Linked DNA regions of Homo sapiens: all the other regions are linked to region 5. The links are chromatin loops, found by intact Hi-C in ENCODE. Cell type or tissue: endothelial cell of umbilical vein. All regions are shown on one strand. Region 1 overlaps LOC105370273 (a long non-coding RNA gene). Region 2 overlaps OBI1-AS1 (OBI1 antisense RNA 1). Region 3 overlaps LINC00446 (long intergenic non-protein coding RNA 446). Region 4 holds the start of EDNRB (endothelin receptor type B). Region 5 has its middle 39 kb from the start of EDNRB-AS1. Region 6 overlaps EDNRB (endothelin receptor type B).

Region 1 (5,000 bases), 1.2 Mb before region 5:
GTAGGAATAACACAAAAGCAATACTTAATTATCAGTGCTTTCTCTCAGGAAGCACAAACTAGATTTGTGCATTTGTTGGTGATGTTAACTTTGAGCACTTGGTTAAAGGGAGATTTACCACGATCCTCTACTTTCAAGTCTTTAAAAGTGGAGAGAAACTATGATATTATATCAATAATTCTTCTCAAAATTTATCCACTGGTTGTAGTCCATTAATGATACTTTCCTGAGTCAATTATTATTATTAGGGCTGCCAAATGGTGGTTTTTCTAATTTCATAATTTCTTTAACATTTATTACAAATGTTGCCTTCCTATTGTTAGAAAACTTCCTTCTCATTCATATGTTTGTTTATATGTTTATATTAACATGAACTCATGGAGTTTTACCCTATCCAGTGGGTACAAACTTTTACTGTCATTATTTATTTTGATTCTAAATGGTCCCAGACTTGTCTGGTGGGGGCCCCTCAAGCTGGCTCCTAAATTTCATTTATTTCATTTTATTTTGAGACAGAGTCTCACTGTGTCACCCAGGCTGGAGTGCAGTGGCAAGATCTCGGCTCACTGCAGTCTCTGCCTCCTGGGTTCAAGCAATTCTCCTGTCTCAGCCTCCCAAGTAGCTGGGATTACAGGCGCCTGCCACCATGCCCAGATAATTTTTGTATTTTTAGTAGAGACGGGGTTTCACTGCATTGGCCAGGCTGGTCTCAAACTCCTGTCTTCAGGTGATCCACCTGCCTTGGCCTCCCAAAGTGCTGGGATTCAGGTGTGAACCACCATGCCTGGACAAATTTCACTGATATTTAATCAATTTTCAAGTGGTTTTCTTTGCATCTTATATTCACATCCCTACCAACCTCACACTTTGATCTTGTTGTTCTTTTAGTTTTGTAAACACTGCAAAGCAGCCATGTATACCCTTCAATGAAGAAGGATAAGTAATCACAAATTAGGATACTCTTAAAAAACTTGTCTTTGAAGACTTTATTCTTCATAATCAAATTTTACATAAAGCCAATCCCAATATCAATTTAGGGTGATAATGTAGGACAGTAACAGCAGCTGAATTTTGTGTTTTAAAGCAAACCTGCATTTTGATTTTTTTCCGATTATTTCATTCTCGATCACTTTATTTGCAGATTCAGAAAAGCCTGAATTTGCAAAAAGTTTGTTTCGATCATCATAGGCAAGGTGAAATAGAAAGTCGAAGAAATCATCTCGGTCATTACGGTAAAGTACCACTTCTTTCTGTGGGTAAAAGTATTCTTGGTTTTCTGTTTGTTTTCAGGGCTGAGAGTGTATGTGTGGGTGCAGAGGGTGGGCAGTGTGGGCGTCAGATGGAATAGGGGAAGAGGGAGAAGGTAGTGTGGGAGAGGGCCACCTACCCTACCCAAGAAACTTAGCAGGCTACAATGATAAAGTGTAAAGAACAATTACTCAATTAAGATTACTCTGTCTCTGTAAATCTACTTGCCTCTTTAGACACATTTAAAATATTATAGGATTTTAAGGTTTCCAGGGCTAATTTTAAGACACAAACCCCTAAGCAATGCACATGAAAAAAACAATACCTTTCCTTTGGGACTACCTTTTCAAACTCCAGTGTTTCAAATACAAATTACAGCAGATACATTTATGAAATGAGTGGCCATGGATCCTCTAGAAGTCCTTCAGCTAGGATGCTCAGCTTGGTGGCAAAGGTATGTTAGCATCCAGCCAGGACTCCAAAAGCCGTGATCCCATAATTGATCCGACTGAGACTGTGGAGGAATTTAAGCATAACATAATCCCTCAAATCATCTTTTGGCCCCAATTGCATGTTAACAGTTGCACAGAAATTAGGCTACACGTGTATTTATTATTTTGCAGCTTTGCAGACACAACAGTATATTCCCCCATCTGATTTATTTGATTGACAGAGGCCTTGTTTCGGTTGCTGGAGCTCCATTTCTCTGGCTCTAAGAAATTCAGAAAGTGGCAACCAGGGAAAAGACAAGCAACCAAATCTCCTGCTTTCACAACTGCAGTGCTGTCTGAGCTTGTGTCTGGACTATCATATACCATTACAGTTGATCAAGCTTAAAAAGCAAACTCAGATTTTCAAGCAAAGCAGTCACTGGAGTACATTTATGGATCGTGTTCTCATTCCAATACAGTCCCCAGGGGAGAAAGTGAACAGCACCAGGAATGGATCTGCTGTTTCCCTTCAATATAAGTTTTGCATAATACAGAAATGCTAGTCTGTAAACAATATGAACACCTGTCATACACATGACAACCAGAAGGTGGCACAGTCTTAACATTGACCAAGTTCTGTCAGCTCTACTGTTGAATCCAAGCAGATTTGTGATAACTGCTGATTGCACTATATACATTCATTTATGCATTTGTGTCTGTCCTCAACTACATATAAACAAACCTCTTCCTATGCCTGAAAACTGAGAACTCTTTGCTTGTTTCCATTTTCTTTTTATCCCCTCTCCCCTCCCCACCTATACAATTAATATTGTTTTGGTTTAAGCTTCAGAGGACTTGAATATTGCTCTGTATTTATCTTCCTGTTAGAAGCACTTGGTTCATGAAACCTAAATGGAGCCTCATGATTTGCATCTTTCTTATGTCTTATTTGTAACCGATTGCCATCATGAGAAGATCTTAATTTTATATTCATTCATTAGTAGAGTTTCATTCAAATAGTAATTAACTCTTTGATCAAAACTAACAAAATGAATTACTAGTATTGAGTGGTGTGCATTCATATAATTCAAAAGGAAATTATAAATTTCTGATGCGTTAAACATTAGATTTATATTGCAGGTTCCATTATAAAGAAAAGGCCATGAATTCACTAGTATTTTTCTTTCTTTAAGAGAAAAGAGAGCATGCCTTTGTATTTTATGAAACTGGATTTATTAAGATTCATGAGAGGCCTTAATGGTAAAAATGAACAGTGTGTAAAAAAGTTGGCAACATTTCATCACAACCTGTGAGTGCTGGCAATTGGCATCATTTTTATACCCAAAACGTACACTTCTCATGGCCACCAAGTAAACTCTTTAAAATTAGTTACCCTTCAATTGTGAATAAAACCAATTTCCCTGATGTGAATTCTTGTATTTATTATTTCTTGTTCATTTAGGTGGAAGGTCTAGATTGAAAATGGACCTCCTGTTTTCCAATATTTGGGACAGCTCCCTTCCACATTATCCCTCCATGCTTCCATGCTCACACCTCTCCACAAATGGGGGAGTTCCCTGTAAATTGTTCCTTTCACTTGGCCTTCTATGCATTCTCTCCTTCTGCCTCTGCCATCTGGCAGCCTTCCTGCCCCCACATGATGTCCTCTGTCCTTAGTCCAATATGCCTGTCAGAATGCTTATTGGGAGGGCAACCCTCTCCAACTGGGAAGCATACTTAGCCCCTACGTATAGGCGGCATCTAACATTGGTTGAACTAAACCATCACTTAGTCATGGGGAGTTCAAATAGCAACACAGAGAAAAGTCTATATTTACTTTTTAATAAGCATAAATCCTGAAGCGATGACTCATTCCTATGAGCACCCTTCCCTACTAAGTCCCCCTTAAAAAAAAAGGCACCACTTAAAAACCAGATTCTAGATATTTCTCTTTACAGAATATGAAGAAAGTAGGCTTAAGTGAAGCCAAGTGGGTAATATATACAAATATACATCTTTTTCCTTGTTGGACATTTTTGAAGGCTATTTTACAGGTATAAATAGGTCACACCTCAGAGAACCTAAACGTTTTATCTTATATGCCCTAACCTCAACCTTCTAGGCTTTAGAATCAATAATGGCATTTTTTTGTCCCCTCCGGTTCCATTTCTACTTAAGCCATAAACCACAGAAATGGAAGCTTAACCTCATACTGGCTGTGTGACATTTTGACTCTCCCCTCAGGGTCCTGAAATATCCCAGCATATGCCCATTCTGGCATAAATCAGAGAACGGCAAGCTCAGGGGACACCATATGGCCAAACGCCTGCATGTTACATTGGGGCATGCTGAGGCTTCAGGTACGCCCAGCTAGGCTTAGATCTGGTGTTGGTCTCATGGGCCAGAATTGAATTCTAAGAAGTCCTCTGGGGAGGACAGTCCAGCCTATGGAGGGCTGAGAATAGCTACTTCAACCTGGAAATGTTTCAAGAATCTACGCTAATTGAGATTGAATTGTCATCCTCTCATGTGAATCATCAACTACAGTCCTCTTCTGCTCAAGGATAAGTGGTGAAGTGAAGATTTACTTCTATAGGGGCCAAGTGGAGACAGTGCTCCACTCCTCCCTGACATAGCCTGGGTGCTTTAGGAACCAGGAGGTTTTCCTCCTCTCCAACTGAATAACACCATAGTAGGTCTAACAGATAAACGATAAAGCCTCAGGATTCTCATGCCAGTATACAGTAGGTGCTAAATAATGTTAAAGCGAACAAATAAGCTCTCAGGTTCCATGAAATTAAACGTAGGTGGTAGAAATAAATCTTGAAACTTTCCTTCTGCTCCCTCTTCTCTCTTCCCTGTGTCTTATAGATTCTGATTTTCTATTTAGCTCCAGAGTCTACATCAGAAGTTGTAGATTTCTTTTTGTGGAGATGTTGTTGAGGGTGTGATAAAGAAGGCTGGCTTGCAACAAAAGTCAGGAGAGCCCTTATGCTGTTTCCTTAATAAAGTATAATAATTCAAATCAATTAAATTTAAACTTCTTAGTAGTATAATATAATCAATTATGTACGTGAAAAATGAGGAAGACAAAGTAGATACAGAAAGGAGAATTTGGGGCCAGGTGCGGCAGCTCACACCTGTAATCCCAGCACTTTGGGAGGCCAAGGTGGCAGGATCACTTGAGGTCAGGAGTTCAAGACCAGCCTGGCCAACATGGTGAAATCCCATCGCTTCTAAAAAATACAAAAGTTAGCTGAGTGTGGTGGCATGTGCCTGTAATCCCAGCTATTCAGGAGGCTGAGGCAGGAGAATCGCTTG
Region 2 (5,000 bases), 340 kb before region 5:
AGGCCACTTATTCAAATGTTAATCTCACAAGCACCCTCACAGATACACCCCCAAAGTCACATATAATCTGGGCATTTCATGGCCCAACCAAGTTGACACATAAAATTAACCATCACAGGGCCCTTCATAATTTGGTGGCAATGATAAAACCTGCCCATCATTCAATACAATTGAATACAACCCTACCCATCCATTAAGTTTATGCTAAACCACACCTGCTCCATGGAGCCTTGCCTGACTCTCTTATAGGATGGGAAGCTGCACTATAATCCCATCACTCACCTTCTTCACCATTCTTCTCCACCCTTCTTTCGTGATCTGTCCTCTGCCTTCTCCCCAGCAAACATTTACTGATCACCTAATGTGTGAAAAGCTAACTTGACAACTAGTCAGGGACTATTTGTAAAGTTTTCTATATTGCTCTTGAGCTTTCCATGTTTCTTTGACTGGGCTTCCAAGCATGAGTGTAATTTCTGTGAAGATAAGGACTACATCTCATACTTGTTTGTATATCTTGCAATGCTTACAGTAGTGCTTTCAACAAAGTAGACTTAATAATTTTTTGTGTGTTAAATGTATTTGCCCCTATAACTTTTTAAACAAAGTGATGATGTTCAACTTGATGTAATTAATCTTACATAATTGTGAATTTTGTTTTATGAGACAATGTAAAGTCGAAATAAAAATTGAGGAAATTTGGAATCTGAGTTGATTCCTGGTTCCATCACTTCTTGCCCGTGTGACCTGGAACAATGCATCTAATCTACCTTTGCCAGAGTTTTGTCACATACAAAATGTGGCTAATAACATCTATATAAAGTACTGCAGAGGGCAGTGGTAAGGATCAAACGAGACATGAAGAATGCTCAGGATTGTTCTTAATGTTCTTGTGAAAGGTGCAAATATACCTGTGAAAGGAAAATAAATCTTGCAACCCCCATATCACTAACAAAGGGAAAAGTCAAGCTAAGTACTGCAGACAAATCTGCCTCCCATTCTACTCCTAAATAAAACAGCTACAAAGATTAAAAAGATAAATACCTCTCTCCCACTTTGTCTGCAAAGAAACTCCTTGTGGATAAAGGACAGACAGAACTCAGTCATCTTTCTGCTCACGTGAGACAAATGCATATCTGATTGCTTCCTTTGCCCTATTGTTTCACTAAGCCAGACTAAGGCATAAGTGACTATTCCTGTAAATCGTATATTCAGTGACAGGCTAATCAGAAACTTACAAGAATGTAACCATTTGTCTGTTATTTACCTATGACCTGGAAGCCCCTGCCCCACTTCGAGTTGCCCTGTCTTTCCAGACCAAACCAACGTACATCTTAGACATATAGATTGATGTCTCACGTCTCCCTAAAATGTATGAAAGCAAGCCGTGCCCTGAACCCCTTGGGCACATGTTGTGAGGACCTTCTGAAACTGTGTCAGGGGTGTGCCTCCTTAACCTTGGCAAAATAAACTTTGTAAATTGATTTAGACTTGTATCAGATATGTTTTGGTTTACATTCTAAAGTCATCAGCTACGTTGTTATTTTCAGGACAAATGAACTCTCAATTGCTTAACACCTAACAGGTAGTTCTCACTCAAATTCAGCTGTAGGTCAATGAGGGGAGGAACACACAGAGGCCCCTGCTCAACATAGGCTCTCAAGCATCTAGGTTGATGGACACTCCACTCTCTGGAACATCTGCAGTACCTGCCGCAGCAGAGGCAGATGGGGATCATGGGCTGGGTCCTCCGTGTGTGGACCCGTAAGTGACCCATCAGTACCGCCCAGAAGCAAGAACAGCAAGGGAGTTGGAAAGTGCAGGGGAGCAGATTAAGTGATTGACGAACCTCCTGTCTCCGCGACGGATAATAATGGGATCTATAGAGAGAATGGCAGCAAGTAGAGACACAGTTGAAAAGACGTAAAGGTCACAACAAAGTCATTTCTGGAGTCAGATTTCAGAAATATAAATTTTTGAAGGAATGCTGTTGAATTAAATATTTTAACATAATACTCATTGTTTGACTTCTGAAAAGCAGTACTTCCCAAAACTTTATTATTACTTTTCATGTTTTAAATTCATGTTTCAAACTTTTTCACGGATTACAGATGGAAAGAATCTTGTTTTTAGAATCAAAAGTTGATCTTAGCCATTATTTTCAGTGTGAACGTGTTTTACGTACCAAACCTGCACTTCTTGTTTGCTGCCAGCAGGGGGAGGTGTAAGAATTCTTTAAGCTTCCTCACTAAACTTAAGAGAAGCTGAAAGGGGCAGAGAAAGTGACCGATTATTAATCATTTCCCTAAAATCAGCAGGGTTTCCTGCAGAGAGACACTGATTATCTTGGAATGTTTTGAATATAGGATCCATTAGAATAACAAAAAGCACTTGAAAAAAAAAAGCTTGTGTAAAGATGCTCTAAGTTTTTCTCTGGTTTTGTTTCATTTTTCCAAAATAAAATTTGTGACTATAGACTGCTTCACTTTTGGGGGGATGAGCTCCTGTATATTTCTGACATAGAAATACAGAAACGAGTCACCTTTATCTGAGCCTATGAATTCTCTGATTCTGTTAGGGAGCTGAGTCCTTCATTCTTTTCTGCTGTTCCTTAAAATTTCTTACACTTTCCCAGGAGTAACTGCTGATGTCCTATCAGTGACTGCACTACACCTTTGCTATCCTGCTGATTATTCATCAATGTCCTTTCTCCGTGATTAAGAGGTGTCACATCATCGCATATGATCAACTTCCTGACTTTTACTCAGGGGTTTAATGGAAGGGATTGTTTTTTGGTTTGTTGGTTTGTTTCTTTGGCCTCTCTAGCTCATAAGAAAAAGTATCTGAATTATATGTAAATCTTATATTTTCTTCTTAGATGAATTTTAAAGTGTGTGTAAAATGAAGAAAATATTACACTAGAGTAGAGGAAAGAGAAGCTAATAAAATTTTCATCTAAGAATAATTTTATTGTTTTTCTGTTCTTTTTTTCTGGTTGTCACTTTGTGCAATCAATCCAAATAATTCAGATCACAAAACTATCTCTTCCTTTGATTCTCATATAATATGGTACTTAGTTAAGTCTTTGGCATTTTGATCCAAACGTTTTTCTAAACCTTCTATCTGCTTTTGTCTATATAGCCGTGGCTATATAGACGATCTAGAATGTGGCATATTGTTCATCTTTTACGCTCAGTGAATTATGAGATTATCTAATTTGTTGCATAAATACATACAGAGGTATCTTTATGCTAGAGTTACAAAAAGTTACACTGCATTATTCAGAATTTTAAAAACTTACTTTAAAAAATTAAGTCTACTATATAACTCCATATCCTATTGCTATGGTTTGGCTCTGTGTCCCCACCCAAATCTCATCTCATATTGTAATCCCCATAATCCCCACATGTCAAGGGAGGGACCTGGTGGGAGGTGATTGAACCATGGGGATGGTTTCCCCTATGTTGTTCTCACGATAGTGAGTGAGTTCTGACAAGATCTGATGGTTTTATAAGTGTTTGACAGTTCCTCCTTCACAGGCTCTCTCTTGCCTGTTGCCATGTAAGATGTGCCTGCTTCCTCTTCTGCCATGATTGTGAATTTCCTGAGGCCTCCCTAGCCATGTGGAACTGTGAGTCAATTAAACTTCTTTTCTTTTTAAATTACCCAGTCTCAGGAAGTTCTTTATAGCAGTGTGAAACTGACTGACACATCTATCATGTATGATTTTGGAAAAAAATATTATCAAAATAACTTCAGTCTCTAATATGTTTACTAAGAAATTATAATTTTAAATTGCAATTTTCCACAACTTTCTTACTTTCGTTTTTTGTTTTTCTGTTTGTTTAAGAGATGAGGTATCACTGTGTTACCCAGGGTAGACTCAAAATCCTGTGCTCAAGTGACCCTCCCTCATCAGGCTCCTGAGTAGCCGGCACTGCAAGCACACACCATCATACCAGTTTCTACTTTCTTTAAAAAGTGTTGCTTTAAATATTTGCTACTAGGAATAAAGTCTTATGACAGACATATTAACTTTTAAAAGAAGACAACCTTAGATCAGAGTCTCTTGAAAGATTAAATGTCCTCTGTTAAATGTAAACAGTTCACCAATTTGGGAACATCTGTTCATACAGCTGGAGTCTAAAATATTTGGATTGGCTTGACAGTCATCCACTATAAGACTTGCTGCAGTGTCAGCAGTGTCTATTCTGCCTTCTTACCACCTTCTTCCCTGCCAAGTCTTGCTCCTTAGCCCCAACACACATTCGCAAATAAACTTTTACTCAACTCTTTATACATCATTCTTTGACATTCTCTCTTTCTAATATATTTGAATTAAAGATGAGAAGAAGAAAGGAGGAGGAGAAGAAGGTAGAGAGGAGGAGGACAAGGAGGGAGGAGAGTACAGGAGAAGGAAGAGGGAGAGAAGGAGGAGAAGAGGAAGAAGAATGGTAGTAATAGTGATGGAAGAGGAGGGAGAGTAGGGAAAGGAGAGAGAGAAAGGAAGAGGCAGAGGGTAGAAAGCAGAGAGGGCGGAAAAGGAGAAGGGTGACAAGAGGAGGAAGAAATATATATTTTTTTTCACCAAGCAAGAAGCAATGCTGAAGGAATCTTCAGTTATAACCACCCACATCAGTGGTGTAGCAGCATCTCTGGTATTCTCTGATTTGGTCTGGTTCCATTGATGCTGGTGGTCTCTGCTGACATGCCGTCTCAAACTAGATTGTGTCTAGAAAAACTAGATTTGTGGTTTTTCTGAGATGGCATACAGCTCACTGTTTCTTGACCATCTCGGAAAGCAGAATGCTTCCTTCTGCCCTTCCCTCCTGGTAAGCACTGTTTGTGTTGTGTGATGGCCACTTGGTTAACTTGGAATCACCTGTGAACTCTGTTCTCCTTCATATGGAGCCAAAGGAACCCCTGAGGTCTTCCCTGTGTTGTGGAGATCAGAAAAGTCGTGCTATCCTTCTCAGGCTGGTGTGGTCTACACCAGCAAGTTT
Region 3 (5,000 bases), 240 kb before region 5:
AAAATAACAAGAGAGACATAAATGTCACATCAACCAAATGCAATATATGAACATAAGGACCTTGACTCAAATAAATCATTAAAAAGTCATAAGACAAAGAAATTTGAACACTGACAGGATATTTGATAACACTAGGGGAGGGGGAATAGCAGATGAAGAGAGGATAGAACAATTCATATCTTACTAGCATAAATAAAAGATAAATATTTAAGGTGAGGTGCATTCCAATTACCGTGATTTGACCTTTAGACATAATATGAATGTATCAAAATATCACATTTACCCTTAAAATATGTACATCTATTATGTATCAATAAAAAAACATACATACATAAAATTAGACACATTAGCAGTAAAGTTGTACTTGATAAAAGTTGTTATGATTAAAATCTAACAGAAGGACTGAAAAAAAGGTAAGGATTATTGTCCATGTTTAGGCATAAATTAGTATTGTATTCAAAATATAAATCCTTGTCTATTAAACATTTATATTGTAATATTTATGGATGAAATGATATAACATTTTATATTTGCTGCAAAATAATCTGGAAAAGTTGGTGAGCTATATAAGAAACAAAACTGGCAACGAGTTGATAATGGTCAAATGTGGGTGATGGGTGTGTCAGAGTTTATTTTACGATTTTTTTCTAAATTTGTATGCATTTGACATTTTCTTTAATAAAAAGGTCTTTAAGACATTCACTTCTTGCCAGTTCCACTATTGCTGCCTCATCAGTGCCACCATCCTCTCTTACCTGTGAGGCATATGAGAGCGCCCCTCTGGGTACTCCCTTTACCCATGGTAGCCTCCTTTAATCCATCCTCTTCATAACAGTCAGAGTGATCATTTAAAACTCAAATCAGCCAGGTGTGGTGGCTCACGCCTGTAATCCCAGCATTTTGGGAGGCCAAGGTGGGTGGATCACCTGAGGTCAGGAGTTCGAGACCAGCCTGGCCAACATGGTGAAACTCTGTCTCTACTAAGAATACTAAAATTAGCTGGGCATGGTGGCGTGTGCTTGTAATCCCAGCTACCTAGGAGACTAAGGCAGGAGAATCGCTCGAACTCAGGAGGTGGAGGTTGCAGTGAGCCAAGATTGCACCACTGCACTCCAGCCTGGGCAACAAGAGAGAAACTCCGTCAAAAACAACAACAACAACAAACTTAAATCATATCCCATCTTCTTCACCTTGTCTCCTTTAATGACCTTCCCCACACTTCTCATTCAACTGAAATAAAATCTAAACCCCTGACCCACAAGGTCCTTTGTAATCTGGACCCTGAACGTCTCTTCAGACTCATCCTACGTGTCTCTTCCTGATACTCTTGCCACCCGGAGATTCTTTCTGTCTCTCAAACATGCAAGCTATTCCCTTCTCAGGGCCTTTGTCCAAGCAATTCCCTCTAGCTGAAAGACTCTTCCCTGAGCCCTCTGAAGGGCCTGCTTCTTCCTGTTCTGGTTTCAGGGAGGCCTTTCCTGGTACTGCTAAGAAAAATGAGCCATTCTGTCATTGTCCATCACACAAGTCTGTTTCTTTGCTATTCTTTTATCACTGATATTTAGGTAGCCAGTTTGTTCATCTATTTTTACCCACTAAAATATAAGTCTTATTTGCACAAAAAAGAGGGCCTTTTTCTATGATGTCCCCTGTACCTAGAGCTGCCACTCAACAAATATTATTTGAATAAATCAATGAATTAATTTATACAAGATCTAAGTTTCTGTTTCAGTTCTACATTTGTGTGAGTCTTGTTTTAGTTAGTATGTGACCAGGAAGACTATACAGAAGAGTTCAGCTCTCCTCTTGTAGGCCTGTGACTTTGGGAATTAGCTTCTCCACGCCTCTGCCTATTTCTCTGTAAAAGGAGACTTCTACTAGATTATGAACGTTAAATCAAATTTTATTCTTCATCTACCTATATTCCAAGTACCCCTTTCTATTGTCAATAGTACTTAACACATTTTAAATTACATGTGTATTTATATTTATTTAAGTTATATACATTATATAATTAATATCTACCTCATCCTAGCTGTGAGAGCAAGGACCATATTTGTTTTCACTTGCTGTTGTATCCTAGTCAGTATCACAGTAATTGGCACATTCTAAGCTCAGTACTCATATATAGAATAAGGGAATAAGTGAGTAAGTGTTTACCTATACTACGCCCACTATATAACAATTCCTCAATAAAGAGTACTTTTGTTATAATGGAAATGGTGGCAGTTCTCTTAGCATTCACCCAAAGGATCAGGTGAATTAGGCCATACAACCAGATCTTTGAAATGGTCATGAATCTCAAATGCCCTTGTTGCAGGCAAAGAATTGGATGATAGGTTTCCCACACACCCACTGTAATCTCTGGTGCCAACACTCTTGGTTTGACAGCTGAATTCTCACTTCCTTCGTCTCTGAGCCTGCCATGATCATCTAAGTCAGCTGGCCTGTGTGGCTCACTGCTTTCACTTCCTGTTTGCTTACTCATTATTAAACCATTTCCTGACTTCTATGTTTTACCTCAGCCTGGGAACCTAAAAATGACTTTTCTTTGATTATTACCTGGCTTTCTAGGGCTTAAAATCCTGCCCTAAACTCTTAAGTGCACTACAGCTTTCTGACAAGAATAAAATAATGAAATAGAGTAGTAGAAACGAATACAATCCTCTTCTTTTATAGAATAAAATAGTAAGGAATGCTTCCTGGTACCTAACATATTTGGTTAGATTACAATATCACATTGCTATATTTCATAAAAGCATTTTATTTATACTGCCTATTAAGTGCATTGGCATCAAAATGTATTTTTTATTGTACCTAACTGGATTTGTGTTTAAACTTTTTTTGCCCCCATCCACCTTAGATTGGCCCTTACTAAATATATTTTTTTAAATGAACCAATTTTCTCAAGCCCATTTTGTATTTTGTTTCTGATTTCTAGAATATTGGCACTGTCACTTAGCATATTTTCTCTCAATTATAATTTCTATTACTTTCATTCATTGAAATGACTATGAGTTTGACCAGTATGTCTGTCTAAATTTGGAGAAGATCAATTATGTTAAATATATCAAATATTTGAAAATGGGATTAAAGAATCTTTCAATAACAGTAAAATGTTCTCTCTCTTGAAATAGATCTGAATTTGCCTACTATCAGAGACTTAAATGTAGAATAGACAAAACATAAGAAAAATTATTTAAGGAATATTTATTTATTACCTACAAGGACTAGGTTAACTGATACAGGATATGCTTTTTTAGTTTTACTTTGTGATTTTATGATTCTTATTTATAGTGTCTCTAGGACTTTCTATCTGGATACAATTCATTTAATTGCATCCAAGTTATTATCCTATTTAACACACAGGAGTTTTCATACTAATGTAGCATACTGATTTAACATTCCTTTTAAATACCATTTCATAATCTTAACTTTATTTCTAGAAAGTTGATAAAATATCTTAAAGCTGGGTTATGTACATGTCCCACTCAAAATTTATATAGAAGGCACAAGAAATAGCTTCATTCACTGCAGAACAATTTTGACATCTTTGATAAGAAAGCAAGAAGCCAAACTGCACGCTGGGATCATCTATCTTGAAAACAGTCCATGTTTTCACCCAGAGTCATCTGCAAAGACGCACAGACAGCTGCAGACCCGTCCTGCCCAGAGACGAGCCTTCCACAGAATCCTGATGAGGCTGCTGCCTGTAGTCCGTGGGGTAATGGCTGACCTCTGACCCTGCCTGACAGCCAGCACTTTTGTCATCTTTCTGTGCAACAAGTCAAATTAGGCTATAATTGCTGCACAGACAATGGGCTGTAATTACACATTCACGTCCCAGAGTCTGGTAGGAGGGAGATGATTGCGGCTGGAAGTGGACAAGGAGAAGTCAAAAAGTCAAAAGACAAACCACTTTTTGATACTTTTCTCCAAAGTGTGGCTATACTGTGGACTCCTCAAAGAGGAGAAAGAATCAAACGACACCGGAGAGCAACCACTCTCATTCAAAATACCATAAAGACATTAATTTCATGGACTTTAGTAGGTGTGATACACCAAAGGTTATGTGACTAATAAATAAAAGCAAGGACAACTATGGTTCCCACGACTATGGTTCTCTGCAACAACTACTTTGTTTTTGCTATTCAATTTTTTAATTCTGGGAGTTATTCATTAGGGTGAGCCAAAGTTATTTTTAAAAAAATTTAAGCCCAATTTTTAAATATGCAAAACATTTACAGTAGCAAATTAAGTAGACTGAACAGCTTAAAAACACCCATAAAAGCAGATCTGCCTTTGCTGCCTTTGAGACCATCTGCAAAATTATTGGCACCTTTCACCATCCCTATCCAAAGTTGTGGATCTACCAGGAAAGTTATAGTTTTCTCAGGAATGAGATAACTTGTATTTGTTTCTGACATTTCTTTTCTGACATTTGCTTTTCCAGCATCTTCTTTTTTTTTTTTTTTTTTTTTTTTGAGACGGAGTCTTGCTCTGTCGCCCAGGCCGGACTGCGGACTGCAGTGGCGCAATCTCGGCTCACTGCAAGCTCCGCTTCCCGGGTTCACGCCATTCTCCTGCCTCAGCCTCCCGAGTAGCTGGGACTACAGGCGCCCGCCACCGCGCCCGGCTAATTTTTTGTATTTTTAGTAGAGACGGGGTTTCACCTTGTTAGCCAGGATGGTCTCGATCTCCTGACCTCATGATCCACCCGCCTCGGCCTCCCAAAGTGCTGGGATTACAGGCGTGAGCCACCGCGCCCGGCCTCCAGCATCTTCTTGAATGCCTTTAGAGCTAAACACTTGCCTCCTAATGAGGCAGCCCATGACATCTTGAAAGAGCGCTGTCTGTTAAAAATATCTTCCTCATGTTAAAAAAAATATGCTCTGGCTTAGTTATCATTCATTCACCCTAACCTTATATCTTGTATACCAGTCCTTGGTCACATTCCACTTGGAAAATCATTTAATATTTAAAGATAGCTATAATGCTAC
Region 4 (5,000 bases), 140 kb before region 5:
CCAAGAAAAGTAAAGAGATAGACCTCAGTGAGGATTAGAGCAGACTTCCAGGACTCAGTGGAGGAAATTTGAATGGAGATGGAGATGATGAGAAGGCCAGTGGGGAGAGAGAAAAGTCACCCCACAGGAGCCATAGGCATGAACCCAACAAAGCTTGTATAGGAAGGGCAGATCCAACACTGGGTGGAGTCAACTAAGCAAAATATTCATATTCCAAAGCTTCCATATAATTCCTTATTCAGACAACATTGTATATTGTTACTTGGCTCAGCAATTGAATGTTGACCTCGTTCTTACGAGACAGGGAGGATAAGGACTGCAATTCAAAATAGCCAGATTTGGAATTAGCACTCACAACCCTAGACCATATTTCTCATTCCTTTAGCCTTACTCCGTAACCATGTTCCTAACCACATTTCACACTTAAAGTTCACCTTTTTAAATAGAAATTGATTTTCTACTTCCACTGTCCCAGAAAGCATTGCCTAAGAGCCAAAAATCCAAGGTTCTTGTCCCATCTATTCCATTAACTAACATGAAGCAAAAAACGAGCCTCCTGTCTCTGGGTGAAACTGCTACATGGAATGGGTGCTTCTGGGTTTGAAGTTCCACAGATCCAGTAGGGATTTTGCTGATTGGAGGACGGCACAGTACTCTCCAGTGCATCTCCAAGCCTGACTTCCTGACCTCTTTTATACAATCTCTGGGCAAAACTACCAGTCGCTGTTATTTTCCTCTCTGCGGTAAACATGGAGCTCAAGAATGGATAGAAAGACCTTATTGTATTGCTCTACCTGGTAAATAAATATCATGTTGAATTTGCATGGCAGCTTTCTGATTATTTTCATGTCTCCGATAAGCATCAAGTCTGTCATAGGTACAGTATAAAAATGCCTGAGATTGCCTAACACCGATACTGTGGCAGGAAGAGAGGAGAAGAGCTGTACTGGGGAAAATGAGGAGTACTTGTAATCCTCTCTCGGGGCAGTGAGAGGGCCTGGGAAGAAAAGATCGAGCTGTTCCGTGTTGGGGTTAATGTTGGCTTGAAATGAAACTTCAGGGCAAAATGAAGCAGAGCAAAGAGCAGCGCCCACAAACCAACCTTAAATATCACAGCGGCGGAACATTTACCTGAAAGAAAAGTGACACTTGGCATTAAAAGTTCAATTATCACGTTCAGTGCAGAGCCTTGTTCTAGTCTGGAGCTGCCGGGTGTCACATGGTGCGTGATAACTTGCCCTTGATTTGGGTTCATTTGAAGAGCGTAGAACTCTAACAAATAAACAGCCTTTTGGGACCTGTCCCCGGACGAGGACTGCCCCCCTCCCTCGGGCAACTACTACTGATGCTGTCCAGGCATCGCCCAAGGGGAAAGGTTGCAGCGGGGTCGGAAGGCGCGGGAGGAGTCTGGCGGTGATTGATGGGAAGGGATGAATGAATAAAAGTACTTGTCTGATGGCAGCAGAGACCCCGAGCAAACGGTGGAGGCTACACTGTCTGGCATTCTCGCAGCGTTTCGTCAGAGCCGGACCCGCCTGCAGCTCAAGGGAGGCGTGCTCCTCTCCCAGAGCAGGCTGGAACCCAGCTGGGTTCCGCCTCCCGGGAAGGTGGTCTCCATTCGTCGCTCTGCATCTGGTTTGTCAGATCCGAGAGGTAAACATTCGGGCTTGGTGTTGAATTAAAATCATTGATTGAACCTTATTCTGGGGCTTCGGTTTGGCTTACTAGTTTGGGATTTTAAAAAAATAAAAATTAAGCCTATAGAGAGGGCAAATTAAAATTAGGTTGGGTAAAGGAAGGAGCGCGAGTGTTTGAAGCCGTTTGGAGGGAACAGCGGTTTCCAAGTTCCTGCTGACTTGAGAAGTCTCTGCGGGTTTCCGAATCTCCGGCGCACTCCTGGGCGCGCTGCGGGAGCTGTAGCTCAGCCAGCCAGGGAGTAGCGGCTTTCATCCGCCGGGAGGAGTCTTTCGAGTTCAATCGCGGGGTATAGAGGTTCCCCTGCGGGGCAAAATGCAGAGCTTGACACAAGCCCTTGGCCTCTAGGTGCCTTAATTCCGCGGTTCCCACGCACGCTTAACTAAGACGTGTCTGTATTCCTCCCGTTACGTGAAAGAGTTCGGAGCTTTGCCTGGGACCCCCATCATTCCCTCCCTGGCACACCCCTTCCAGAACGCCCCGCCCCACTGCATATTATTTACCCCTCCTGGCCACGCGGGGGAAGAAAAACAGCTGAGAGGGCATCAGGAAGGAGTTTCGACCCGCGCTGGCGAGTCATGAGCGCCAAGTTTCCCACTGGCGCGCAAACTTGAGTTACTTTTGAGCGTGGATACTGGCGAAGAGGCTGCGGGCGGTATTAGCGTTTGCAGCGACTTGGCTCGGGCAGCTGACCCAAGTGTCCTGTCTTCCTTCCTCTGCTTGTCTCTAGGCTCTGAAACTGCGGAGCGGCCACCGGACGCCTTCTGGAGCAGGTAGCAGCATGCAGCCGCCTCCAAGTCTGTGCGGACGCGCCCTGGTTGCGCTGGTTCTTGCCTGCGGCCTGTCGCGGATCTGGGGAGAGGAGAGAGGCTTCCCGCCTGACAGGGCCACTCCGCTTTTGCAAACCGCAGAGATAATGACGCCACCCACTAAGACCTTATGGCCCAAGGGTTCCAACGCCAGTCTGGCGCGGTCGTTGGCACCTGCGGAGGTGCCTAAAGGAGACAGGACGGCAGGATCTCCGCCACGCACCATCTCCCCTCCCCCGTGCCAAGGACCCATCGAGATCAAGGAGACTTTCAAATACATCAACACGGTTGTGTCCTGCCTTGTGTTCGTGCTGGGGATCATCGGGAACTCCACACTTCTGAGAATTATCTACAAGAACAAGTGCATGCGAAACGGTCCCAATATCTTGATCGCCAGCTTGGCTCTGGGAGACCTGCTGCACATCGTCATTGACATCCCTATCAATGTCTACAAGGTAAAGGGCGCCTGCTGAAATCATGGTGGGCTTGAGGAAGGGGGCCTGGTTGGAGACGGGGAGATGAGAAAGCTTGTAGAGGGAGCTTCCCTTTAGCTCCCTCTTAAGGTTCTGCCCCTCCTAAAAGTCAGTAATCTTTGGAACCAAATTCCATTTGGTTCTGTCCACTCATAAAAGTCAGTAACCATTGGAATAAAATTCCATTCAGGTCTTCAGTAGACCTCTGCTAAGCTTAGGACAAGCGTAGTCCCCAGTCTAGCAATGTTAGTATCACTTTGGGAACTTGGTGCACATGAAGATTTTTCTGGCCTCACCCCAGACCTACTGAATCAGAAACTCTGGAGTGGAGCACAGTAATTTGTATTTTAACAAGCCCTTTATGTGATTATGATGAACTGTAAAGTTTGAGAACCACTAGTCCTGAAGGATCTAGTCCCTAAGTGCACCTAATGGGGTACATCCTCTAGTCAAAAGTGTGTGGTCCATGGACAGTCAGCATCAATATTACCTGAGAGTTTGTTAGGAATGCAAGGCTACCTCAGACTTACTAAGTTAGAATCTGCATCTTAAGATCTTCATGTGATTGATATGCCCACTAACTTTGGGAAGGACTGTTTTGGAAGACTTTGAAAGTAGCAGGTACAAAGTAGGTATTTAGGAAATAAATGGCCTGGAAAAAAGAGATCCAGACTGGTGAGTAGGAAAAACACAGTTCACCTGCTGTGACGGACTGTAGCTACTTTGTATTAAATATCTACAGTGGGCCAAGGACTGGGTGAGATGTGTTACTTCCATTATTCCTTCCAGCAGCCCACAAGTAGATATTACAATTAGTTTACAGATGACTGGTAGGATGATCAAAGTAAATGAATTAGAGGTGGAGCTGGGGATCAGACCCAATCTGTCAGGTTCCAAAGTGCAAGCTATATGATGGCACCCCATCAATTATTTCATGGACAAGACCAAGGAGCACTCAAAATCTGTAAGGGTTTCGGTAGTTAACATTATTGTGTGATTACCATGGGCGTCAGTAGAAACACACAAAGAGCCAGGTTGCTCCAGGTTGCTTTGGAACTCCAGACACATCCCAGCACCTCTGGGCCTCAGTTTCCTCAATTCCACAATAAGGCTGCCAGTGCCCACTTACTGAGGCTTTATGGTGTTAAAAAAAAAAAAGCAGTCTAAATAAAACAGTTGGAAAATTTCAAAGACATATGAAAATATTTAAAACTTTCCCAGCAGCAGCAGCAGCAGCAGCAATAGAAAGTTGCACATAAAAACACAATCACAGTGTAAGGAAATGGAATTGTGCTTTGCAGATTTGCCTATAGCTAGCCCTGACTTCAGTACTTCAGTACAAGGGGAAAAAAATGGAATGTAAAGTTGGGAAATGTTGTAGGGAATGCTTTGACCTATTGGCAGGAGTAGTTACCATAAGGCATGCCTGTAAATTTCCCTTCATAAATCTCTAAAAATCCTAACCCAATAGCTATATTTTAAGGGGAATTCCGAACATTTCTGAGGTTTAGCGGTGAGAGTGGATTAGGATATAGTTTTCTCTAAAGGGAATCACCCCCGGAAATGGGGGAATCGATTGAAGAAATCCTAAAATCCTGTATGGCAATTGATTCTGATGAACTGTGAGGATTTACTTGGTAAGAGCTGAAATTGAATCTCTAAATGCAGCCACAACTCCATGAGGGCCAGAAGTGACCCTTTTACTTCTTAAGGCGTCCCACAAACTAAATCTTCCCATTCTAATTTGGCAAAGGAATTTCAATTCAATTCATCAAAACCGAATTGAGAACTTTTCAGTACAAGGTGTTGTGATAAATTTAAAATAAATCTAACAAGATCTCTTCCCAAAGGGAGATTAAAATCTAGTTTTGCTAGGTTGGCACAGGATTTTATGAAAGTTCTGTTTAGGGGGTCAGGAAACCCCACATGTCCAGCCCAGTTAGAAACCTTTCTAAATCAGACAGTAGCTGAAGTGCTGTGTAGAAGGTGGGATTGAGAACATTTTTTTAGTTCTGGTGTGCTG
Region 5 (5,000 bases):
TCTCCCAATCTTTAGGTTGTCTGTTTACATCTTTGATAGCTCTCTTTCTCTATAGAAGCTCTTCAGCTTGATTAGGGTCCACTTATCAATTTAAAAAAAATGTTTAAAGGAGAAACGCTCAACTCACCCCTTGTGCTCATGTGTACCTACGCACCCAAAATGAACCACCTTCCTCAAACACTTGTTCTGAATTACAAAAACTTTGTATTTTCATCAACTGCAGTATACTCTATAATATCAGGAAAGCAACTCAGCTTTCATCTGTTAGCTATCTGAGTTTTCTTATTCTCTAAGGGTTTGCTATTCCATAACCAAAGGGAGAATATCTGCATTCACAGGAGAGAAGCTATCCAAGTTCTAAAATGTGCTCATTTCTGGTATTTAGAAATAAGAGAGGTTTTGAAGTTATCTCCAAACTGTGATTTAAAATGGTTGATTCTGGGATTTTAAAATATAGAAACTTGCCATGCTATGTTTCTGGTCTGTGAAATCCTAAACTGCTTTTCTCTACACATAGGCCTATTTCCTTTTCAAGCACTGAAATGACAGTCTTGCTTCTGGAGTTGCTGAGGCACTCAAGCACAGCAACCCTGTTGGCAGGGGTCACTTCTGGGAAAGAAGTGATAATGAGCTTGGTCCAGCTGGGCTGCTGGAAGCCAGTCCCTGAGCAGTGGGGGAGATGAGTGTTTGGGGTTGCCTCTTAAGGTTAAGGGACCTGAGAGCATGTGTGAGAAGGGAGGGGTGTGGTGCTGAATGGTTATAATAACTTTCTAAGAGGATTTGGGGTTTTTATAATGAGATTTAAAAAAAAAAAAAAAAAAAAAAGAAGAAGGAAAAAAGGAGCATGCATTTTGGAGTAAAGCCCAAACCAGGAGTAAAGAGCTCTAGCAAACTTATATTTGGGTCTTTGTCCACCAGGCAGTGTGTTAATCCTCCTTTCCTTCAGAATATAAGGCTCCTTCTCTTCAAATTTCACTCAGGGTTCAAGTCAAGCCCATGCTACAGAGTGCATGTTCTCTCTCGTTTCCCAGTGCCATTCTACTGAGTTCACACTTCCTCCCATACTTAAGTAGCCAACAGGGCTATTGTCCCTTCCTGGTAGTCCCAGAAACCAGAAAAAAATCACGCCAAGCTGAAGGCCTGTCACCTGTCCCTCCCGGAACCAAAGCATTGGGCTGTATTTGCAACCCACACCCCTCTAGACCTCTTCAGATTCTACATGTGTCTATCATCACCACCATACTGGCCTCTTTCTACCTATATTGGTCCCATATTAGACCTATATTGTTGACCGACAGCTTATCTATTATATCAAGTACCTTGTCGATCAACTCAAGGTCAAAAACAGCCTCAGCAGTTACTTGTGATTTAATTCATACACAAAGTTTTGTTGCATGTCAACTAGGTGTCAGTTGCCATGACAGATTCTAGAAAGAGGACATAGCCCTGGTCTTGAAGGGGCACAGTCTGTTGAGGGAGACAGACAAATCTATCAGCATCTACCATGTCAAGGTGCTATAAGACATAGTAGTCACAGCCAAGATATACCCGAAGAGGTATCAGGTGACTCTGGAAGTAGGGAATGGAGACAAGAAAAGGGTTGTGGGAAGAGCATTTTGAGCAGAGCAAGCAACAAATGCAGAGGACCAAAGGCAAGAGAAGGCAGATCAAGTGTCAACACTCTATAAGTAGCACATGGGTAAAAAGAAAAAATATGAAATTCACATAGGCAGCTCTACTCAACAGACTTCAGGCCCTTAAAAAATGGAGAAACATGGCCGGGTGCAGTGGCTCATGCCTGTAATCCTAGCACTTTGGGAGGCCAAGGCAGGTGGATCGCCTGAGGTCAGGAGTTTGAGACCAGCCTGGCCAACATGATGAAACCCCGTTTCTACTGGAAATACAAAAATTGGCCAGGCGTGGTGGCGGGCGCCTATGATCCCAGCTACTCGGGAGGCTGAGGTATGAGAATCGCCTGAACCTTGGGGGGCAGAAGTTGCAGTGAGCTGAGATCGTGCCACTGCACTCCAGCCTGGGCAAAAGAGTGAAACTCCGTCTCAAAAAAAAAAATGTGTAGGAACATGATACAGTCAACCCAATGTCTCCCAAAATATAATTATTTGAAGCAAATACACACTTAGGGCCAGTATTATAACCTGTGACAATAGGGACGTAAGTAAAACAAAGGGCAGGAAATTTGCTCTATGTCTAACTAGAGTATGTGGGACCCTCCTGACAATTTTCTGTTGATTAGTGACAGAGTGATGTCAACCCAGACCATGATTTTAGGGTGAGACTATGGTGGGTCCAGAACAGAGGTGGGAAGAACAGATTCAATATACTATATTTCCTTCTATAGTCACACTTAGATTTAAGCCTAGAAAGGCTTAACTGTCTAAGAACATCAGATTAGACAGCTTGATTTTGTTGTGTTTGTGGGTCAGCAAAAGCCTCTCTCAAGCACCTGAGAGTTTGAAGATAAGAGAACATGGTGAGTCATCTGCAGGGCAGCACTTCCTCTTGTGCACTGGTTAAGAGAGTCCTGTCTGTTCACAAAAGAGGCACTGAGGGAGCCACCAGTTGGCATATGCAGCAGGAAGTCAGGAAGTCAACATAGTGTGGAAATTAAGAGAGGGACTTTACAACAACTCTGAATTAGCAGAAAATATTTATGATTGTCATGTCCTCAGCCGCCATGGTTATTGGGCCCTACTTGGACCACCTATGCAAGACTATAAGCCAGAGAGGGACAGACAGGACAAAGGAAAAATGCAAGCAGAAAGAAGCAAGGAATAAAAGAATTCAACTAATTCTCTTGGGTCAGACAAAAAAAAATCATAGCACTTACGGTTTTGACAGGACTGATTCTCAATTGCCAAGCATAAACCAATGTTTGCTTAGATTAATACACTCTAAGTAATTTACTTACCGGAATTCCTAGTCACTAGAAAACTTCTGAGCACACTTAAGTTTCAAATATACCTAGAGCAGATGCTGCCCTCCTGAGGACTGTAGTGATATTGCTGATTGTCTTGTAATAATTTTAAATAAATTTTGAAGATTACCCAGGTGTGTACCCATTTGCATCTATAAGTTAGTCCATATTGATTTATTCAGAAAAAACTTTTTTGCATAAATATATTTTAGTGTTTTTTCTGTAAAGAAAAATGTTTCCAGATTACTAATTGAAACCTGTCTCCATTAAGACTGTTTTTCCTGTCATGAATCATAAAATCCATTTTGTGAAATCTATTTCGTGAGTCATAACCAGATTTTTTTAAAAAAAGATATAAAATAAAACAGAAAAGAAGAAGTAGAAAACATTAGAAGGGGTCCCACAGACCCTTAACATGACCTGTGTGTACCAGGATATGGTCATCGTGAAGTATAAGAAATGTAAGACTTGACTGATGGGATCATGTGAATGCATGCCTTAGCTAGGAAGTGGCATGTGATCCTTTCCTCACTAGTATCTCGTTTGATTTGCTGGCCTGTGATAGTTAATTCAACCATCAACATAATGGAACAGTGTGGTAGGCAGGATTCTAAGGTGGCTCCCAAGATCACTGCCTCTTAGTGTGCACGCTTTGTGTAACTCCCTCCTAAGTGCAGGCTGAACGGGTGCATGTGATAGAATTTGACTCCCATGATTGGGTTACTAATCTGCTGACTTTTTGATCAACCAAAATGGAGAGTATCCCGGTGGGCCAAATCTAAACGAGTCAGATTTATTTTATTTTATTTTATTTTATTATTATTATTTTATTTATTTATTTATTTTTTGAGACGGAGTCTCACTCTCGCCCAGGCTGGAGTGCAGTGGGACGATCTCGGCTCACTGCACCCTCCACCTCCTGGGTTCAAGCGATTCTCCTGCCTCAGCCTCCTGAGTAGATGGGACTACATGTGCACGCCACCACGCCTGGCTAATTTTTGTATTTTTTTAGTAGAGACGGAGTTTCACCACGTTGGCCAGGATGGTCTCAATCTCTTGATCTCGTGATCCATCCGCCTCAGCCTCCCAAAGTGCTGAGATTACAGGCGTGAGCCACTGAGCCTGGCCACAAGTCAGATTTCTAAAAGGCCTGGGTCTCTCCAGAAAGTTGTGAAGCGTTAAGAGGGCACGAGGGCCCGGCGCGGGGGCTCACGCCTGGAATCCCAGCACTTTGGGAGGCCGAGGCGGGCGGATCACGAGGTCAGGAGATCAAGACCACGGTGAAAACCCGTCTCTACTAAAAATACAAAAAATTAGCCGGGCGTGGTGGGGGGCGCCTGTAGTCCCAGCTACTCGGGAGGCTGAGGCAGGAGAATGGCGTCAACCTGGGAGGCAGAGCTTGCAGTGAGCTGAGATCGCGCCACTGCACTCCAGCCTGGGGGACAGAGTGAGACTCCGTCTCAAAAAAAAAAAAAAAAAAAAAAAGAGGGCATTAGGAGAGGCCACGGGAAAAAGTACCGTTGGTGATTGTTAGGACCTGAGCTGGACGCTGGGCTGACCCCCCACAGAACAAGGGCCTCAGCCCCACAGGTCAAGGAACTGAATTCTGCCAACAATAGGAATGAACTTGGAAGACGACCCCCAGCTTCAAAAAGGAAGGCAGCTCATCTGACATTTTGATTTCAGCCTTGTGACTCAAAGTAGAAAACCCTGTCCAGCCCAAACTGGACTTTTGGCCCACAGACACTGTAAGATCATAAATTTGTTGTTCTAAGCCCCTAAATTTGTGGTAACTTGTTATGCAGCCATAGAAAACGAATGCAATTAATGTTCCACAATGTAATTTTGTATTTTACAATTAACCGTGAAACAAAATGCAGCATAACTTTATCCTCTGCAAAAACGCTGAGACTTTCCACTAGTTTGAGTGATGAACTTTCAATATTTCTGCAGGATGCCTCTTTCAACATTTGCTAAGTTCTTGACAACTGTTACTTTTTCATTATAATAGTTCAATTATCTTTCAAAATGACTTTGTTATTAGAAGGAAAAAGAAAAATGACAT
Region 6 (5,000 bases), 120 kb before region 5:
CTGGGTACAGAGAGTCAGAGTTGTCAAGATGATGAGTGAGTGCCAAGGCGGAAAATGTCAGGTCCGATTCTCCAACGCGTTTTCTAAATTTCTTCTTTTCAGCCAGCTTCAGTACTTCCAAATGAGATTTTATTTTAAAAGAGAAGAATTGGGCCTGGGAAGGGGAAATGGAGGAAAGTCAGTAGAAATGCTAGAGTTAGAGGGGGACACAGACAGAGACAGGCAGAGAATCATTGTTAGCAAAGACGAGTGATAAATTTAGAACCATTGTATATTGGCATTTTTTTTCCTTACAAAAGCACAGAAGCTACAATGACTACATGTTCAGAATAGCATATTTTTCAGACACATTTTGGGTTATTTTGTTGCAGCTTTCTGTTGGTATTGGACTATATTGGTATCAACATGGCTTCACTGAATTCCTGCATTAACCCAATTGCTCTGTATTTGGTGAGCAAAAGATTCAAAAACTGCTTTAAGGTAAGAGACTATCCCAAAATAAAAAGCTCTTTGTAATATGGCTCAAATATAAGCTTTCAAAACTGCTAATATATCTATCCAGACAGATTTAGTAAATTATCTTATAGTTTCCCTTTTATTACATCATGGATGATTTTTTTAAATACAACTTTTGCTTGTAAATCACTATAATTGTTTTTTCCTATAAATCCTAGTCAGCCACTCCCTACTGCCTCAGCCAATCAGTTACACTCATGGAATTGTTGACCAAAAAGTAATAAAAATTACATGCATTGATGTCTGATAGGCATCACATAATAAAATAAGGGCTAAACATGAATTAAAGGCCCTGTTCCCTGTTTTTGGTAGATTCTGAACTTCGCAGCTGCAATTATTATTATAACTAAATTAGTTCCTTTTTCACATGGACTGTGAGAATAGCAAGGTAAACAAAAAAAAAATAGTTTAGGTTTTACCTCTTTCTTCCTTTTTTGTATAACAGTGATGTGCTGTTCAATGTGAAATACATATAATTCCTTCTTCAGCTGCTTGCATTTTATCATCCTTCTATTCATTCACTCCTTCAACAATCTAACATGAAATAAAATATCCCCTCCCCTAATGTGAAAATCATCCATTTGTCCATGGTATTTCACTACTGGAAAGCTAAGAACGTAGCTCCCGCGTAAACACTAAGGCAGCCTATAACATTCTTCGCCCACTCATAACTCAAATTTTAGAGTTGGAAGAGAACTTCCATCAGGATCAACACCCTCATTTTATAAGACATAAAACAGTGGACTTCTCATTTTCTTTTACAAATAGAATGAACAGAAGACAAGCAGAATGAAAAAATTTTTATATTTAAAAAAACTTCAAGAAAAAAATTGAAGAAAACTGAGATGCTTTTGTACTATATAACCTTATTGTTTACCAATATTGAAAAGAGATATGAGAATACATGGCTGAAAAAATAGGAAAGCAGTATTAAATTCATTGACATGAGAAGATATTTATGTCACTGTCAAGTGAGAAAAAGCAGGTTAAATCTTCTCAGCAAAGTGGCTTAGAATAACTTGGGATGAGGTGTTTGTGAAAGTATCTACAAGGTTATGGAGTATACATACAGTACAGTCTCAGTAAAATAATTATACTCACATTCTCCAGCACATGCACATATACATGTGTATAATTTATTTATTTCATGTATGTGCAAATATTTCTGTTTTCATGGGGAAAAGTCTTGAATTATATGTTTATCAAATATTATCAAATAACCAAGAGTAAATATCAATTAAAAGTGGCTTTCTCTTGTTGAGAAATTTTAACTATGTAGGTTTTTTTCTTCTCTGCATTTTTTTAGTTAAAAAATTATCATATGCTACTACTGTGATTATATTCTTTTAAGAGGGAAAATAAAAGAGCACTGAAAGAAAGGGCCCAAGAACTCCTAATCATACAAAGAAAGTCAGAACCCTGGAGAGGAGGAAGAGTTGGGAAAGGTGACTGATGTTAACATATAATGAGTTACTTTGTTTTGTACAGTCATGCTTATGCTGCTGGTGCCAGTCATTTGAAGAAAAACAGTCCTTGGAGGAAAAGCAGTCGTGCTTAAAGTTCAAAGCTAATGATCACGGATATGACAACTTCCGTTCCAGTAATAAATACAGCTCATCTTGAAAGAAGAACTATTCACTGTATTTCATTTTCTTTATATTGGACCGAAGTCATTAAAACAAAATGAAACATTTGCCAAAACAAAACAAAAAACTATGTATTTGCACAGCACACTATTAAAATATTAAGTGTAATTATTTTAACACTCACAGCTACATATGACATTTTATGAGCTGTTTACGGCATGGAAAGAAAATCAGTGGGAATTAAGAAAGCCTCGTCGTGAAAGCACTTAATTTTTTACAGTTAGCACTTCAACATAGCTCTTAACAACTTCCAGGATATTCACACAACACTTAGGCTTAAAAATGAGCTCACTCAGAATTTCTATTCTTTCTAAAAAGAGATTTATTTTTAAATCAATGGGACTCTGATATAAAGGAAGAATAAGTCACTGTAAAACAGAACTTTTAAATGAAGCTTAAATTACTCAATTTAAAATTTTAAAATCCTTTAAAACAACTTTTCAATTAATATTATCACACTATTATCAGATTGTAATTAGATGCAAATGAGAGAGCAGTTTAGTTGTTGCATTTTTCGGACACTGGAAACATTTAAATGATCAGGAGGGAGTAACAGAAAGAGCAAGGCTGTTTTTGAAAATCATTACACTTTCACTAGAAGCCCAAACCTCAGCATTCTGCAATATGTAACCAACATGTCACAAACAAGCAGCATGTAACAGACTGGCACATGTGCCAGCTGAATTTAAAATATAATACTTTTAAAAAGAAAATTATTACATCCTTTACATTCAGTTAAGATCAAACCTCACAAAGAGAAATAGAATGTTTGAAAGGCTATCCCAAAAGACTTTTTTGAATCTGTCATTCACATACCCTGTGAAGACAATACTATCTACAATTTTTTCAGGATTATTAAAATCTTCTTCTTTCACTATCGTAGCTTAAACTCTGTTTGGTTTTGTCATCTGTAAATACTTACCTACATACACTGCATGTAGATGATTAAATGAGGGCAGGCCCTGTGCTCATAGCTTTACGATGGAGAGATGCCAGTGACCTCATAATAAAGACTGTGAACTGCCTGGTGCAGTGTCCACATGACAAAGGGGCAGGTAGCACCCTCTCTCACCCATGCTGTGGTTAAAATGGTTTCTAGCATATGTATAATGCTATAGTTAAAATACTATTTTTCAAAATCATACAGATTAGTACATTTAACAGCTACCTGTAAAGCTTATTACTAATTTTTGTATTATTTTTGTAAATAGCCAATAGAAAAGTTTGCTTGACATGGTGCTTTTCTTTCATCTAGAGGCAAAACTGCTTTTTGAGACCGTAAGAACCTCTTAGCTTTGTGCGTTCCTGCCTAATTTTTATATCTTCTAAGCAAAGTGCCTTAGGATAGCTTGGGATGAGATGTGTGTGAAAGTATGTACAAGAGAAAACGGAAGAGAGAGGAAATGAGGTGGGGTTGGAGGAAACCCATGGGGACAGATTCCCATTCTTAGCCTAACGTTCGTCATTGCCTCGTCACATCAATGCAAAAGGTCCTGATTTTGTTCCAGCAAAACACAGTGCAATGTTCTCAGAGTGACTTTCGAAATAAATTGGGCCCAAGAGCTTTAACTCGGTCTTAAAATATGCCCAAATTTTTACTTTGTTTTTCTTTTAATAGGCTGGGCCACATGTTGGAAATAAGCTAGTAATGTTGTTTTCTGTCAATATTGAATGTGATGGTACAGTAAACCAAAACCCAACAATGTGGCCAGAAAGAAAGAGCAATAATAATTAATTCACACACCATATGGATTCTATTTATAAATCACCCACAAACTTGTTCTTTAATTTCATCCCAATCACTTTTTCAGAGGCCTGTTATCATAGAAGTCATTTTAGACTCTCAATTTTAAATTAATTTTGAATCACTAATATTTTCACAGTTTATTAATATATTTAATTTCTATTTAAATTTTAGATTATTTTTATTACCATGTACTGAATTTTTACATCCTGATACCTTTTCCTTCTCCATGTCAGTATCATGTTCTCTAATTATCTTGCCAAATTTTGAAACTACACACAAAAAGCATACTTGCATTATTTATAATAAAATTGCATTCAGTGGCTTTTTAAAAAAATGTTTGATTCAAAACTTTAACATACTGATAAGTAAGAAACAATTATAATTTCTTTACATACTCAAAACCAAGATAGAAAAAGGTGCTATCGTTCAACTTCAAAACATGTTTCCTAGTATTAAGGACTTTAATATAGCAACAGACAAAATTATTGTTAACATGGATGTTACAGCTCAAAAGATTTATAAAAGATTTTAACCTATTTTCTCCCTTATTATCCACTGCTAATGTGGATGTATGTTCAAACACCTTTTAGTATTGATAGCTTACATATGGCCAAAGGAATACAGTTTATAGCAAAACATGGGTATGCTGTAGCTAACTTTATAAAAGTGTAATATAACAATGTAAAAAATTATATATCTGGGAGGATTTTTTGGTTGCCTAAAGTGGCTATAGTTACTGATTTTTTATTATGTAAGCAAAACCAATAAAAATTTAAGTTTTTTTAACAACTACCTTATTTTTCACTGTACAGACACTAATTCATTAAATACTAATTGATTGTTTAAAAGAAATATAAATGTGACAAGTGGACATTATTTATGTTAAATATACAATTATCAAGCAAGTATGAAGTTATTCAATTAAAATGCCACATTTCTGGTCTCTGGGCTGGACTGTGTGTTTCATTGTTGTGAAGAAACAGATATACAGACATGCAACTTCCCAAGGTTGATTTTCCGGGTAATAGTTTCCAATGGCCTCTTTGGTCTTCCTTTCTTTGGTTCCCTGCCTTTGGAGCACTTCATTGTTT

The links. Hi-C counts contacts between places; a loop is a spot of excess contacts. Peaks named below come from ENCODE experiments on the same cell type or tissue, not always from the same donor. Only the 100,000 strongest peaks of a DNase experiment are listed, where the experiment ranks them.
Region 1: it touches region 5 in a loop (4-fold over the local background); 12 of 110 quality-filtered maps call a loop at or near these places.
Region 2: it touches region 5 in a loop (20-fold over the local background); 97 of 110 quality-filtered maps call a loop at or near these places.
Region 3: it touches region 5 in a loop (3-fold over the local background); 2 of 110 quality-filtered maps call a loop at or near these places.
Region 4: a loop joins it to region 5, with 4 times the contacts of the local background. A loop is called at or near these places in 9 of 110 quality-filtered maps.
Region 6: it touches region 5 in a loop (9-fold over the local background); 4 of 110 quality-filtered maps call a loop at or near these places.

What each region holds. Positions count from the first base shown.
Region 1 is chr13:78,975,877-78,980,876 of GRCh38, reverse strand. It overlaps LOC105370273 (a long non-coding RNA gene), which reads left to right. Exons shown (of 5, transcript XR_942108.4): 2 at 1,142-1,232. Among named protein-coding and RNA genes, the nearest start is that of LINC00331, 140 kb to the right of the region's middle. In endothelial cell of umbilical vein, a CTCF peak has its summit at 2,260 (motif pointing right); a DNase peak (open chromatin) is centred at 2,276.
Region 2 is chr13:78,118,892-78,123,891 of GRCh38, reverse strand. The region is part of intron 1 of OBI1-AS1 (OBI1 antisense RNA 1); the gene reads right to left. Among named protein-coding and RNA genes, the nearest start is that of OBI1-AS1, 67 kb to the right of the region's middle. In endothelial cell of umbilical vein, a CTCF peak has its summit at 2,206 (motif pointing right); a DNase peak (open chromatin) is centred at 2,241.
Region 3 is chr13:78,019,802-78,024,801 of GRCh38, reverse strand. All of the region lies in intron 2 of LINC00446 (long intergenic non-protein coding RNA 446), which reads right to left. Among named protein-coding and RNA genes, the nearest start is that of LINC00446, 9.4 kb to the right of the region's middle. In endothelial cell of umbilical vein, no CTCF peak of the experiment used is centred here; a DNase peak (open chromatin) is centred at 2,411; H3K27ac peaks cover 2,251 bases.
Region 4 is chr13:77,916,050-77,921,049 of GRCh38, reverse strand. EDNRB (endothelin receptor type B) reads left to right here and starts at 2,219. Exons shown (of 7, transcript NM_001122659.3): 1 at 2,219-2,959. The coding sequence starts at 2,477. RefSeq lists a cis regulatory region at 1,853-1,862 and promoters at 2,114-2,228, 1,218-2,290. In endothelial cell of umbilical vein, a CTCF peak has its summit at 2,219; DNase peaks (open chromatin) are centred at 1,649 and 2,079; H3K4me3 peaks cover 1,637 bases.
Region 5 is chr13:77,777,637-77,782,636 of GRCh38, reverse strand. No RefSeq gene overlaps it. Among named protein-coding and RNA genes, the nearest start is that of EDNRB-AS1, 39 kb to the left of the region's middle. In endothelial cell of umbilical vein, a CTCF peak has its summit at 3,008 (motif pointing left); DNase peaks (open chromatin) are centred at 2,646 and 2,966; H3K27ac peaks cover 463 bases.
Region 6 is chr13:77,895,339-77,900,338 of GRCh38, reverse strand. It overlaps EDNRB (endothelin receptor type B), which reads left to right. Exons shown (of 7, transcript NM_001122659.3): 6 at 372-480; 7 at 2,005-4,852. The coding sequence ends at 2,139. The region is part of intron 6 of EDNRB-AS1 (EDNRB antisense RNA 1); the gene reads right to left. Among named protein-coding and RNA genes, the nearest start is that of EDNRB, 21 kb to the left of the region's middle. In endothelial cell of umbilical vein, no CTCF peak of the experiment used is centred here; a DNase peak (open chromatin) is centred at 2,068; H3K27ac peaks cover 2,716 bases.